Linked DNA regions of Homo sapiens: region 2 is linked to region 1. Evidence: read pairs that join two places in POLR2A ChIA-PET (ENCODE). Cell type or tissue: GM12878. All regions are shown on one strand.

The links. Peaks named below come from ENCODE experiments on the same cell type or tissue, not always from the same donor. Only the 100,000 strongest peaks of a DNase experiment are listed, where the experiment ranks them.
Region 2: POLR2A ChIA-PET joins it to region 1 with 5 read pairs; 3 of 35 experiments call an interaction of 5 or more read pairs at or near these places.

Annotation. Positions count from the first base shown.
Region 1 is chr3:112,457,701-112,465,700 of GRCh38, forward strand. BTLA (B and T lymphocyte associated) reads right to left here. Exons shown (of 5, transcript NM_181780.4): 5 at 6,266-8,000. Among named protein-coding and RNA genes, the nearest start is that of BTLA, 38 kb to the right of the region's middle. RefSeq lists an enhancer at 5,815-5,954. In GM12878, no CTCF peak of the experiment used is centred here; DNase peaks (open chromatin) are centred at 2,291, 3,091, 5,782 and 6,791; H3K4me3 peaks cover 3,963 bases; H3K27ac peaks cover 7,534 bases.
Region 2 is chr3:112,360,078-112,368,077 of GRCh38, forward strand. CD200 (CD200 molecule) reads left to right here. Exons shown (of 6, transcript NM_005944.7): 6 at 1,466-2,735. The coding sequence ends at 1,473. Among named protein-coding and RNA genes, the nearest start is that of CD200, 31 kb to the left of the region's middle. In GM12878, no CTCF peak of the experiment used is centred here; a DNase peak (open chromatin) is centred at 4,421; H3K4me3 peaks cover 770 bases; H3K27ac peaks cover 3,292 bases.

The DNA.
Region 1 (8,000 bases):
AAAGAGTTTAAAACTAGGACATTTTGTGTGATATGTGGGTTTTAACAAATGGAAGACACTCTGGTTTTCCCAAGACCACTAAGGTGCATTTTTAGCTTACAGATGACGAAACTTACCCTTAACTGCAATTTTGGTTCAATGGTTTATTCCTAAGTCCTTGAGTCTCTTCTTTCTTTGACTTTGTCACTGTTTCTCCTGTTTTTCCAACATATCGATGCTTCTCCAGGGGCAGGGAGCTGTGGTGAAATATGTCAGGTCTGCCTAAGCTCCATAACTTCTCCCATCACTGTTGTTAGGAACCTCTAGATTCTCTAATTCTTCAATTCTCTTCTCCTGACAAATCTGAATACTTGTTTTTATCTGGAGATTTAAGCCCATCTCAGTCTAGGACACAGTCTGAAGGGGAATTATGTTAGAGACTCCTGCATTAAAATGCAGTTGGCTCAGAATCCAGCCTTTTTCATGCTGTTGGGCTCTGTGCTAGTTTCTCATACTACTTGTCTAATCTCTGGACATTGTCATTTAGATTCCTGACCTCCTGATTGTAGACTGCTCATTTTTGTCTCCTCCTGTGCATAGTCAACCTGATGACCATCTTGTACTCTGTCCTTGCCATGAGCGTATTATTTCTCCAATGTAGTGCCATATTTTTGCCTAGTTCAATTCCTTCCTTCTACTGATGGCCCAACGCTGATAACTGGGCAATTGCAAGCATCACCACTCTTAAGCAGGGCTTAATGAGACAATCCTGAGATGGTTTCAGCACAGATCCAAGGCTTTCTTATGCATACTACAGAGTCTAGAACAATCCCAAATTCTTCTCCATTGCTCCTCAAGTTGGTGCTGTGGTAAGAACATAGGTTCTGGAATCAGATTACTAGGTTGGGATTTAGTTTCTATCACTTATTAGTGATGAGAACTTGGACAAGTTACTTGATGACTGTGTGCCTCAGTTTCCTGATCAGTAGAATGAGAATGATAACCGCTTACTTCATAAGGTGACTGTGAGAATTAAACAAGTTGTACATTTAAAAGACTTAGAGCAGTGTTTGGCACATAGACAAGCAATAAATAAATGGTAGATATCAATTGTTATAAACATTTTATTATTGTCAAGGGATCATCAAGAATTACAAGAGGTAAAATATTGTGGAGTGCTTATAAATATATGATTACGAGCCATAGAAAGCCCTAAAGCATAGGTCTCAATTTCATATAGCAGTTAGTCAATCTGTGGGCCAGCTCCACTATTACTTGGAATACTTCCTTGGAAGAGATTGACTATAATACTTCTTAATTTGAACTTTTTAACTTTTTTTTTGAAAGATGCATAATAAACACCAATATTATTCAAATAAACTTAGGAATCATATGTTGTCCAATCACATTATAGCATACTATTCAAAGAAAACACACATTTCCAAAAGTTTAAAGAACAACGCAGTCTGTCATTATCCAGTTTGGAGCTAACATTTTTAATTGTTTTAAGGTAGATTGTCAATGGCAAATAAGAAAGTTTGAGGTTTCTAACCTCTATTTGGTTGTGACCTCATAGGGTTTGCTAAAATTCTACTCAATACTGTTCTTCCTTGTATTTAACCCCAAATAAAATCATTTATCAACTGTTAAACATAAGACTTGGATAAGTTTTAATAACATTGTCTAAAATAAAAATAAATTTTATGCCTTTATCAGCATGTCAGTTGTGCACATCTGTGATAGCCAAGAAGCTTAAAGAGAAAATCGTTGCCAATAGATCTTTCACAATGTTTTGTATAATATACAGGAAAGAACTTTGGCTACCTACATTGTATTTAAGTGGCAATTACAACCAAAATTGGTGTTATATTTTGTAATTCCCTCCCCATAACCTACTCTACAGCCACTGGCTGCCTGGCCAACAATCTCAGAATGTGCCATCCTGTTTTGAATGGCTCTTTTCTGCACTTAAAATTCTCTCCTCCCTTTTTTCTGGCTCTAAGAGAAGGCACAAATGACATTTTTTGACTTCCCTGAAAGAAGTAGTTGTTTCTTGTTTTTAATTCATTCAGTTCAGTAATTTAACATTCAGCAATTACTTACCATATTCCCAATCTAGGAAAAAGTCATTGTTTCTCTTTCCTCATGTTCTCACTTTAGCTTTGATATAAGGTCCTCCTATGATCTGCCCTCTTGCAGGCTTCTCCTTACAGAAAGAGGATTGATTTAACATACTGGTGTGATGGGCAGAGCTTCTCACCCTTTTAACCACATTAACCTCTGAAAGAACGTCTTGCATCAAAGGCAAGGAGGTTGTAGTTATATCTCTGACCCTCATCTGCAATCAAGGAAACTTGAAGCAGGCTGACATTCCCCACATGACTGGCTAGGTATCTTTCTGTAGACATAACTCTCCTATAAAGGGGTCCCAAAGTCAAGCAAGTTTAGATGGGGGAATGGGTAGGAAACACATTTTGGTTTGGGGCCCAAGCTGTGCTTGTCAATCCATCTTTATTATTAATATTATCCCCAATCTGACTCTTCCATTTTTCAGTTGGCTAACAATCTGTAGAGCCAGAAGAATGTGATTATTTAGGGTTCCCTCAAAACCCTCAGTCTCAGAAACATGAACTCTACTACAGTGAACAATATACATAGTTCTTATACTCAAGAAACTTAATATTCGATGGTGTTTTCACAACATTTTGCACCTATCTCCACAACAGAATTCAACAATGAGATTATAATTTTTTGTTTAACTTCTACTTCTTCATCTATACCATAAGCAGTGTCAGGCAGGAATGAAATCTTTCTCAACCATACTAACCTCAGAACCTAGCAAACTGGTAGGTGCTAATAGGTGGTTATAAATTGGGTGCAGATAAAACAATTGCCATGGAATGTTTCACCTGACCAACTTCAAAATAAGGGCCTGATTTTAAAGATTAACCCACAGAACTTATTTTTGAAACTGTAAGTTGATTTCTAGCACAGGACTTTCAGTTCTCATGTTCTCAGGTTTAGCAAAACTTCTATAAAATAGTACTGTGCTCTCTCACTTGTCATTTTTACTTTGTGGCCTTTCCTGTTTCTGCCTAAAATAGAACTTTCTAAATTAGTCTATCCTATAAATGTGACTTGGAGTCCTACCACACCTGACTTTGGGTGGGGAAAGATGGGTTCATAAAGGTTAAGTGGAACACAAGATTCACAAACATCAAAGTGCATACTGATTATCTGAAGATCTTGCTAAAATGTCGATACTTATTTAGCATGTGAAGGCTGAGATTCTACATACTAACAAGCTCCCAAAGGATTCCCATGTTACTGATTTGAGGGCCATCTTTTGAGTATCAAGAGAGTAGATGACTCACTTTGCAAACACAGTCATTCATTAATTAAACATTATTTAATCATAATATGCGCCAAACACTGAGCTAAAAAACTGAGGAAGAATGTGACATAGTCCTTGCTCATAAGAAGCCCACAGTCTAATATTATAGGAAACATAATAAGAAATAAGTGCTATGAATTATACTGAGAGGAAGAGAAGCCACATACTGAAATAAATTGTTTGCCAGTGGGAGCTAAACAAATGGCACACATGGATGTAAAGATGGAGAAAATAGACCCTGGAGACTGTGGAGATAGTGGGGAGGAGCTGAGGGTTGAAAAATTCCTACTGGATACAATGCCCAGTGTTTTGGTGATGGGTATACTACAAGCCCAACACTCACCATTATACATGTAATACCCATGTAACAAACATGCACATATACCCCTTGAATCTAAAATTTAAAAAAGAAAAAAAAAAAGACTACATGCAATCTAGAAAAAGAGACATATTTGATAAAGGTTGTTATCAAAACTATACAGAGAACTCTTAAAATTCAACAAGAAAATGAACAACCCAGTTAAACAATGGGCAAAAGATCTGAACAGACACCTCACTAAAGAGGATACATGGATTACAAATAACTATATGAAAAGATGCACAACAGTGTATGTCATTAGGGAATTCCAAATTAAAATAATGAGATACCACTACACACCTATTCGAATGGCAAAATTCCAAAACACTGACAACACTAAATGCTGGTTAGGATGTGAAATAACAGTAAGTCTCATTTATTGCCGGTGAAAATACAAAATGGTACAGTTACTTTGGAAGATATTTTGACAATTTCTTACAAAACTCAACATACTCTTACCATACAATCCAGCCATCATCCTCCTTGGTATTTACCCAAAGGAGTTGAAAATTGAAATGTGAGTCATAACCATAACAATGCTGTCTCACACCTGTCAGAATGGCTACTATTAAAAAGTCAAAAAATAAGACACTGGTGAGGTTGCGAAGAAAAGGGAACACTTATACACTGTTGGTGAGAGTGTAAATTAGTTTAACCATTGTGGAAAGCAGTGTGGCAATTCCTCAAAGAGCTGAAAACAGAACTACCATTTGACCCAGCAATCCCATTACTGGGTATATATCCAAAGGAATATAAATTGTTCTGTTTTAAAGACAAATACATGCTTATGTTCACTGTAGCACTACTCACAATAGCAAAGCATGGAATCAACCAAATGTCCATTAATGGAAGACTGGATAAAGAAAATGTGGTACATATACACCATGAAACACTATGCAGCCATGAAAAAGAATGAGATCATGTCCTTTTCAGGAACATCGATGGAACTAGAAGCCATTACCCTTAGCAAACTAAAGACTATTGCATGTTCTCACTTATAAGTGGGAGCTAAATGGCCGGGCGCAGTGGCTCAAGCCTGTAATCCCAGCACTTTGGGAGGCCAAGGTGGGCGGATCACAAGGTCAGGAGATCGAGACCATCCTGGCTAACAGGGTGAAACCCCGTCTCTACTAAAAAATACAAAAAAAAATTAGAAAATTAGCCAAGCGTGGTGGCGGGTGCCTGTAGTCCCAGCTACTCGGGAGGCTGAGGCAGGAGAATGGCGTGAACCCGGGAGGCAGAGCTTGCAGTGAGCCGAGATCACGCCACTGCACTCCAGCCTGGGGGACAGAGCGAGACTCCGTCTCAAAAAAAAAAATAAAAAATTAAAAAAAAAATAAGTGGGAGCTAAATGATGAGAACACATGGAAATATAGAGGGGAACAACAGACATTAAGGCCCACTAGAGGGTGGAGAGTGGGAGGAGGGAGAAGATCAGATAAAATAACTAATGGGTACTAATAGGCTTAATACTTGGGTGATAAAATAATCTATACAACAAACTTTCCATGACACTGGTTTACCTGTATAACAAATCTGCCCATGTACCCCTGAATTTCAAATTGAAGTTTTTCTAAAACCCTGCACACAAATGTTTAGAGCAGTTTTATTCATAATTGTCAAAACTTGGAAGCAACAAAAATGTCCTTCAGTAGATGAACAGATAAACTGTGGTACATTCTGACAGTGGAATATTATTCACCATTAAAAAGAAATGAACTATCAAGCCATGATAAGACATGGGGGAAACTTAAATGCATATTACTAAGTGAAAGAAGCAAATCTGAAAAGGCTACATGGGGCATGATGCCAACTGTACGGCACTCTGGAAAAGGCAAAGCAATAGAGGCAGTGGTTGTCAGGGGCTTGGAGGGAGTGATAAATGAGTAGAGCACAGAGGATTTTTAGGACAGTGAAACTATTCTGTAAATCACTATAATGGTGGATACAAGTCATTATACATGTCAAAACCCAAAGAACTGCAAGTGTGAACCCTCATGTAACCCATGAACTTTGGTTGATAATGACATGTCAATTCTAGTTACTGATTGTAACAAAGGCACCACTGAAGTACAGGATGTTGATGATGGGAGAAACTGTGCATGTGTGGGGGAAGACGGTATAGAAACTCTCAATGCTCACCGCTTAGCTTTGCTGAACCTAAAAGTGCTCTGAAAAAAGTTTATATATTTAGCAAAATAGATATGATCGCGCCAGAGAATTCATTCTGGGGACTAGATAGTTTTGGTTGGTGCACAAAACTGATCAAATAAACCACATATACCAAACCTAGCCTCTACTAGTTTTCTCAAATTGTGGACACTGGGAAACATATTAAAATTGGTTGGCATGTCTTTTAAAGATGATGATTAAAGAGCCATTTTCTAGACCTCCTGAATCAGAATTTCTTAGTGCTGCAAGTTAATAGTCTGCAGTTTAGCAAGTTATTCGGGTCGCTTTTATGTGTCAGGGGGTTTAAGAATCAGTATTCTATTCATGTCCACACATTTTGGGGTACAAAATCAGATGCCAAATTGATTTCAAATAAGTTTTAATAACTTTACCTTCTCATTGAGCACAATCACAAGCTTAAAATTTGTGAAAAACCATTAAATTATCTACATATTCTTTTTCTCAAACCCTCTATAAACTAATGAAATAAGCCATGTAAATAATAGTGAAGTAGAGTCATTTGGGAAAATGCATGTATGTCTCTGACACCATTTTGAAAAGGAATAAAAACATAAATGATTTGTGATTTTGGCAAACAGTACAAATATATTAATACATCTTAGAGATGAAATCATTATCAGCATTATCTTTACTATAAGACATACTAAGGATATTTTAAATAAGACAGAAATATTTTGCTTTTAAGTTTGAGAGAATCATGAAGGAACTGTTCAATTTCGTGTGTTCATCTGATAAGAGGACAGCTAAATGTATCCTCCCCATATTTCCTGTTTCTATTTTTAAGAATACCACAAGCAGCTATTCTAACATGTCTTTCTTACATAAGTTGTCCACAAATGCAGCCTGGCTAAAACAGCCTATCTCGAATTGGTTGCTTGAAATTCTAGGTGTAATTGGCAAAATAACAGTGACTCAAAAGAATATTTGCACCCCCAAATCTAAGGAGCTAAAACTTAATGCCAGTGTTACTTAAGAAAATCTCTCCACCACAAAACCTCAGTTTTGTCTTTTTGTATATATACCCCACTTGTATTCTAAACTCCATAATTTCACATATTATTTTCTTTAATGACCCATTTACTCTAGTATTTTGAGCTTCATAAGCAAACTGAAAATATAATGTCAATTTGATCAGTTTCTCGTGCACCATTTCTGTTGTCACCCACCCCACCTAACACACACACACACACACACACACACACACATCACATTCCTTTGTGCAGCAGCTCAGCTCACATATTTGTTGAAATGGATTTTAACCTTTGCTATCCACTTTGTATGAAGACTATTACATTATTCAGTAGCAGCACCTGAGAATTCGAATAGCCTCAAACTGTTGAATAAAATTATAGGCTATTTTTGAAATAGTTTAACTCAAGTACTTTGGAAAGTCCAAAAATCTGAATCCATCTTTTGCTATACTCTTAAGTGGCTGCAACCTCAGTATTTTAAAATAAATGATTAGCAAACTAAAATATGTCACTACAGATGATTTGCCCTGATTCCTTAGTAAGAAGAACAGCAAGATGCAGATGTGGTGAATGAAAGCAAATTGACCCCTACAGACCAATTAAATATTCTGGGTTTTCCTCCATTCCATTAATTGCACTTTAACTTGCTATCAAGTCAAGCATGAAGCAGTTTAAGCTATCTTCACTTGCCCAGTGATACCTATTCTGACTAACTTTTAAACTATTCAGATGCCCATAAGTATATTAATTCAGCAGCATTATGTCACATTCCTATCCATTAGTCTATGTGACCCAGTGAGTCTCTACTTTCCTCATAAATGTGCTATACGTTGACTGCTCCATTAATACCTATATTTGCTTATCAATCTAACAGAGTAGATATAAGCATTTGTTTGCCAGGTATGTGGAACATCTACCCTATATCCAATTGGTATATTCTATATTTTTATTGCACCATTTATTATTTTCATTTTCTTACATCAAGCCTAAAATGATTTCTCCTTTGCATTTAAGAAACACCATTCTTAGACTGACACAGCAAAAATTTCTTATTTTGGAAGACTGACTTGAAATATACAATCATTACTGTATTTATGGTTGGTTA
Region 2 (8,000 bases), 98 kb before region 1:
AGCACTTTGGGAGGCTGAGGCAGGCAGATCACCTGAGGTCAGGAGTTCAAGACCAGCCTGGCCAACATAGTGAAACCCCATCTCTACTGAAAATATGAAAATTAGCCGGGCATAGTGGCATGTGCCTGTACTCCCAGCTACTCAGGAGGCTGAGGCAGGAGAATCACTTGAACCTAGGAGGTGGAGGTTACAGGGAGCAGAGATTGCGCCACTGCACTCTAGCTTGGTTGACACAGTGAGACTTCATCTAAAAAAAATATATATATATATGTATATATTTTAGAGCAGTGTTACTCCCAATATGGTCTGAGGATGGTTGCCCATCCAAGAAGTGTTCTTTACTAGTCTGAAGTAAAATAAGTACATAACTGAGAAAAAATGCTTACACTCTATGATAAGAATTTGACAGTAATTTTATATCTGTTAAATCTGATAATTTAAAAATGAATTATGTTATTTTATGTCATTTTTCTAGTAATTCGTTTTTACTATTGAAATTGAAAAATATTGAGCCATGTTGGGAGAAGATGGTCTTTCCATGGTCCATTGATATCTGATGTTAGAAATATTGGGCAGGATCTAAAATGTGCAGAACTTTGCAGGTTCTGGTAAACAATTACCTAAGATTACACAGAGAGTGAGAGGTGGTGCCAAGATAAAATTCCAAGTCTTTTACTTCATCGTCTATGTGCCTTGAGAGGTTTCCAGGCTCCCAGTATGTGCCAGAAAGCCACTAGCCCTTGGAAAGGCCTCTACTTCGTGACCATTTCTACCCTGACATCCAGTGAGTTATTATCCATCAGAAACAAAGCTTACAAATAGAATACATTTTGATCATTTGGAATTTTTGAACATATTCCTTTACTTGTAGTCTTAGGTGATTTTCTAAACCATTATTTCCTAGGATTACGTATGCCCTTTTATTTTTGCTTCAGTTTTGTTTTTGTTTTTGGTTGTTGTTGTTTTGTTGTTTTTAGAGATAGTGTCTTGCTATATTGCCTGGGGCTGGAGTGCGGTGGTGAGATCATAGCTCACTGCAGCCCCAATCTCCTGAGCTCAAGTTATCCTCACGCCTCAGCCTCCTGAGTAGCTGGGACTACAGGTGCATGCCACCATGTCCAGCTATTTTTTTTTTTATTTTTATTTTTTGTAGAGACAAGGTCTTACTATGTTGCCCAGACTGGTCTTGAACTTCTGGGCTCAAATGATCCTCCCGCCTCGGCCTCCTAAAACACTGGGCTTACAGCCACAAGCCACTGCATCCAGCCTACTTTTGTTCTTGTAAAGAGTCATAGTCCCCTCACACCATACTGGGTCAGAAATGTCTACTTCTTTATCTTTGCCAATGAATATACACTAGAATAACTCTGTGTTTCTTAATCTCTCTATTATTTATCTTCTTAAAATGTATTATGATAGAATTTACAAGTGTCCAAAGTTAATACCTTGTTTTTCTTTTATCCAGAGCCCTAAATAAGTCACACAGCACCCTGAAAGTGATTCCCTGGTCTACTTGAATTTGACACAAGAGAAAAGCAGGAGGAAAAGGGGCCATTCTCCAAAGGACCTGAAAGAGCAAAAGAGGTGGGAGCGAAAGCCTTAAGGATCCCACGACTTTTTACTGCCATCTGAGCTACTCAGTGTTTGAATCCCAAGAGGAAGTCAGTTTACCTCTCAGGTCTGTTGTAGGACTTGATTTTGTAAAGCAATGCCATGTTATGTGGTTGAAAGGGCACTGGACTTAGTTAGTATCAGGAGCACTGAGCTCACAGACTGACTTGGGCTCCTACTGGTGGGGACCTCTGTTAGTCACTTTACCTCATCCAAAGTATAAAGGAATTGGACCAAATAATTTACCACATAGCTCTAAAACTTAATTTAAAATGTAATTCCAGAAAAAAAAAGGGAATAAGCAAAGGGGGAAGAATTGAAAGAGAGAGAGAAGAAAGAATACAGAGAGCTTACCTTTTGCCTTTCTGTTGATGTTACATCTCTTCTTCCTATGTTCTTAGGTCTATGAGTCTGTTTCCCCATCATTTGGTATCTAGTCCAGTTCCTGCTTACTGCTTTGCTAATAGCTGGCCTTGCTAGAATCCTTGGTTTCACTGCTGTTCTTCATGTGCTTCTATGAGATTTACTCCAACACAAATAGGACTGAATTTATTGTGAAGTAACATTGGCAATCTTAACTTATTCATTTAACTTATTTTTATAGCTAGATAAATATTGTTAGTCTTAGACAATAGCTCACATTTTTTGAGAAGCATGCCCTCCCTGTCCATTTGTCTTATAACATGACCCAGCCCTATTTTACGTCATTCTAAATTCAGCCTCATATAATGAAAATACATTATGAAAACAGATGTTTAGGAGATTTCCTGTATAGCAGTCAGCCAATTCATATGCTTTGTCTCTGCTGGCTTCTTTTTCCATGCGTTAACTTTTCCCAATAGCAGAGGAGGCAAATATGAGCATACAATCCCTTTGTTCTAAAGATATTGTTCCAGCTAGTGGAATGATGTTGAATCTTTAATAACCATAATTAGTTGCTTTTTCAGTATCTTCTGCTTTGTCTGTGTCTATCCAGTGGCCTAGGAATTAAAGTGTAAGTTGTTTTCGCTGTTAAATTGGATATTTATATATATATATAGCAAGATTTTCATGTGTTATTTAATTCTGTATTGTTTCTTATATTTGTAGTAAAATATTGAACAATTAAAAGTGTTGACTCCAAATATTTGGCTTATGATATTCTCTTGGGAAATGTGGAAATGAATGATAATCCTTGTCTTTTCCCATCATATGTAAAACCCTCCCCTCCTCTCTATCTTTCCCCTCCTAAAAGATGAGCTGGGCTGGGCGCGGTGGCTCAAGCCTGCAATCCCAGTACTTTGGGAGGCCGAGGCGGGCGGATCTCGAGGTCAGGAGATCGAGACCATCCTGGCTAACACGGTGAAACCCCGTCTCTACTAAAAATACAAAAAATTAGCCGGGCGCCTATAGTCCCAGCTACTCGGGAGGCTGAGGCAGGAGAATGGCGTGAACCCAGGAGGCGGAGCTTGCAGTGAGCCGAGATAGCGCCACTGCACTCCAGCCTGGGCAACAGAGCGAGACTCGGTCTCAAAAAAAAAAAAAAAAAAAAAAAGATAAGCTGGTGTTTCTGACTAATCACAAAAACACAAATCAGATGTCTGGCCGGTGTGAGCTCCTTTGAGTTGGTGCCTATGTCCTTTTGACATGACCCTGTCAGTTCTGCAGCACTTCTTTATATGTGTTCTTTTGATTTTGCTTTTAGATACCAACCTTTGCAGACAGATTAGCTCACATAGTTTTGAATTTAGTGGGAACCAACCCCTTGTATTTTGCTGTATTTCTAGTATCTCTGCTAAATTGGTACTAGATCAGGCAGGATGACTTAATGCAACAGTTCTTAAACATTTTGGTCTTAGGACCCCTTTATGCATTTGAAAACATCATTGAGGATCCCAAAGAGCTTTTTCTGTAATGTGAATTATATCTGTTGATATTTATCATATTTGAAATTAAAACTGATAAAATTTAAATACAAAAATGTGTAACCATATATCCTATTAGCCATCAGAGTGATGCCAACATCAAACATCATATAGCTTCTGGAAGACTTCAGAGCACATTTATTAGAGAATGAGAGTGAAAAAGTCAAATAATTTATTGGTGTTATCATGACAATAATTTTTTGATTATGTGGACCCCCTGAGATGGTCTTAGGGACAATGCTAAAGACTACTGTTTTAAAGTATTGGCAAAGAAGAAAACCACCTTATGGGAAGATTTCATGAGTCTTTCTCAAAGGAACTCCTTGCTAAACATCTATCTTCATGGTACCTAAGCATTTCACCTTTTAACCAGGACTTTAGGCCATTGTATTACTGGGAGCTCCTCCTCAAAATGCAGAGAAAGCTCAAAGACTAATTTTTATCTATTGTTAATAATTCAATTTAAATTGGCTTATTAAATGGCTTTTCAGTTACTTTTCAGGATGTTGAGATACTTGGACTTAGGATAGGTATGTTTTATGGGGAAGACTTGGGAGGTTATAGAGAAATAAAGGGGAGAAGGAAAGGGTAATTGAGAGCATGCCTCTCTGCTGAGAAGGTGGCTCCATGTGGAACACCACAGCCTTGCTTTCTCCTCTATGTCTCCTGCCCTCTCACCCTGGCTGGCTGCTCACCAACCCTTCCATACTTATCCTAAACTTTCAACTATGGGTGCTTTTTTGTATTTGTGAATTAGAAAGAGGTAGCTTGGGCTTTGCATATTTAAGCAGATTGGGAAAGTTGTAAACTTTTGAGTCCCTTAGAATAACTCAGTCATGTATTTCTCTTCTTAGTAAAAATTCAGAAAAATTCCAGAGTAGTGCAAACCTGCTTAGAGAGAGGAGAAAACAGAAGAAGACTGTTGTGTTTAACTGAAACTGAAACTGCAAATGAAGGGGTTTTTTTGTCATTTTATGTTTTCTTTTTGGTTTGTATTCCTCAATCCGTGCCTTGATAACAATTCATAAATCTAGGTTCAAAGAGTACAAAATCCATATTACTACTAGGAATCATAAGGCTTTGATTAAAATAATTTTTTTGAACTTTCTTCTATGGCTATTCTGAGCTCAGAAAGAGTATTTTATTTAATTTTTGTTGTAGAGACAGGGTCTCACTGTGTCACCCAGGCTGGAGTGCAGTGGTGCCATCATAGCTCACTGCAGCCTTGAAATCCTGGGTTCAAGCGATCCTCCTGCCTCATACTCCTGAGTAGCTAGGACTACAGGCACACATCACCATGCCTAGCTAACTTTTTATTTTTTGTTGAGATAAGGTCTCACTATGATGCCCAGGCTTGTCTCAAATTCCTGGCTTCAAGAAATCCTCCTGTCTGGGATTAAAGAGGTGAGTGACTTTGCTCGGCCTTTGCCTTTTAAAATAAAGCTTCTTAAATTATTTCTTCACAGCGGTGATATTTTTATTTTTTGTTTGTTCTCAAAATATTCCAGATTTGATTTCATCCTTCCCTCCACAGTTGCTCAGGCTAATAATTCACTTGCACAAAGTCACATAGAGCAGTGACTCAATCCAAGCAAACCAACATTTACACAGATGTCATAATCATTTGTCTTGTGAGGTCCTGAAGGTAATTAACCCCATTTTTGTAGGTGTGAAAAATCATACTTTTCAGTGACTTCATACTTTTCAGTGACTTTCATACTTTTCAGCGACTTTCTTCCAGTAGCATTGTAAATGTGTTTTTGGCCAAAACTCCAACTCAGAAATCCCAGCTTCCTGTCTAGTGAACTCTCTTTTCTGCCCACCCTGCAGTGATTTATCTCAATCTTACTTGCCAGCGTAACCTATTTGTTCTGTACTTATATTCAGAATCCAGCTCCTACCTCCATTCTTACACCTGACCCAAACCATTATTATTTGTTTCCTAGATCATTGTTATTGCTTTCTAATTAATCTTCATGCTTCCGTGTTCTTCCTCTTTCAGTCTATTCGAAACATAACTGTTCTAAAATATGTCAAGTCAAATCACATAATTCTCCTGCCTAAAATTTCCAAGTGCTTCCCATCTCACCTAGAATACAAGCCAAAGTCTTTACGTGGGCTATAAGGCTCTAGACAATGGGCTCACTGATAATCTCTGAAGTCACCTCCTACTCTCTCTCCTGATCACTAGTCTGCCGGCTATTTCACCAACATTTCAGACATGTTTCCATCTCAGAGCCTTGGCATTTCCTCTTCTCTCTGCCTGGAATGTTCTTTCTGCAGGTACCTGCATGGCTCATATGACTTTTCCCCTGAAAAACACTCCATAGATACCCCAAAGATACTTTAATACTTTTAACCGGACTCATATTAGTCTAGATAGTGGGACACTTATCTCAGAAATTTGAAACTCAAAAAGAGAGAGAGTTGTGTGTTTCTAGGAGTAGCTTTTATGTTCCAGTGCAGTTACAGAGGCACTGAAGCCCAGCTGCTCAGGTGAAGCATTTCAATTACCACATGATTCTGGATCTGGTTGTGTTTAGCTCAGTAACTTGTATACATGTTAGTTTATTTTCTAATAAATCAGAGACAATATTGCAAATACATTCAGCCCTCCCTATCTGTGGGTTCCACATTTGTGGAGTCAACCAATCACGGATAAAAAATATCTGAAAAAAAAAACAAGAATAAAAATAATACAAATTTAAAAACAATACAGTATAACAACTATTTGTATAATATTTACATTGTAATAGGTTTATAAGTAATCTAGAGATGATTTAAAGTATGTGGGAAAATGTGCATAGGTGATATGAATATACTATGCCCTTTTATATTAGGAACTTGAGCATCTGCAGATTTAGGTATCCATGGAGGTCCTGGAACCAATCTCCTGAGGAAACCGCTCAGCAGAGAAAACCATTTCCTAAGTTTATATATCTATATTCAGGACCTGAGAGCTTACCAAAACTTTCCTGAATCGCTTTACCTTATGTGAGGTTCAGTGTTCCCATCACTGGTGTTTGATGTCCCTCCAACTACTTTGGCAGTGAGAAGGTACTCATCCTGTTTGAGAGATAATATGCACAGTTTTGAGGTTACACTTTATTCTGGAGAATCCCTTTTCCATTGCATAGATTTCCCTTGGCTAGAGTTGTTTTGTTTTCAACAGCATGTTTTTTAGCTTTGGATCTTGAGGAGAGAGAGCAGGAGAGCCAATAAACAAGTCTGGGGAGGGGAACGTTTCCAGATACGTCAGGTTAAAAATAACAAACCAAAAACCATGAACCACTCATTACAAAGCCAGATTTGAATGAATTTCCATTCACTCTCATGAAGTTTCAAAAGCTAAATATATTGGAGAGAACATTTCAACAGTGGTGAAAAGATGAAAAGAAAGAAAACAAGTAACTTTACATGATTGGATCACCATTTTTGTTTCATTTATTTAACCAAGAGATGGAATAGAGGTGCTGATATTATTAGGTGAAGGTTGTGATAATTTTATACCAAATAAATATATAATTTTCTTGTCATAAACTTTATGTTTTAATGAGTGGTTTTCATTAGAAAGTGACACTGCATTTCTCATCATTAGATTATGTGTTTCTGCCAGTAGCAGTTATGTTGATCAGAACAACAGCATGTGTCTCACAATAGATAGCATTTATCAAGCACCATTTTAGGCATCTCACTGTACTGGGTCCTGAGAGGTATTTGCAGAGGAAGACACTACTAAAAATCCTGGTTCTGAAGAAATTAAATATTTAATAAAGGACGAAATAAATCTACCTGCATGTATTATTTAGAAATGACTTGTGGAAATTCATGAAGTACTATCATGAATAGAAAATGAAATTCAGAAATATGTTATTTGTTGTTTTCTTCTTTCTCTTCCTTCTTTCCTTTCCTTCTTTTTTCTTTTTTCTCTTTCTTTCTTTCTTTTTCTTTCTTTCTTTCCCTTTCTTACAGAGCCTCACTCTTGTTGCCCAGGCTGCAGTGCAGTGGCACGATCTTGGCTCACTGAAACCTCTGTCTCCCAGGTTCAAGTGATTCTCCTGCCTCAGCCTTCCGAGTAGTCGGGATTACAGGCGTGTGCCACCACACCCAGCTAATTTTTGTATTTTCAGTAGAGACGGGGTTTTGCCATGTCGGCCAGGCTGGTCTTGAACTCCTGACCTCAAGTGATCCACCTGCCTCGGCCTCCCAAAGTGCTGGGATTACAGGTGTGAGCCACTGTGCCCAGCCAGAAATATGTTTATTATAATTCAATTTATATTTTGATTCTACATAATTACAGATGTAATGCTATGATATTTTGGGTATGGATGATAGGGAATAAAATTGGCATACATCGATCGTTGTTGAAATTGATGCCTTTATATTCTCCTCTTTATTTTGGTGTATGTTTGAAAATCTTATAATCCAAAGTTTAAAAAATACTCATATCTTACTTTGCTAAGCAAGAACACTAGTATCTCCTTT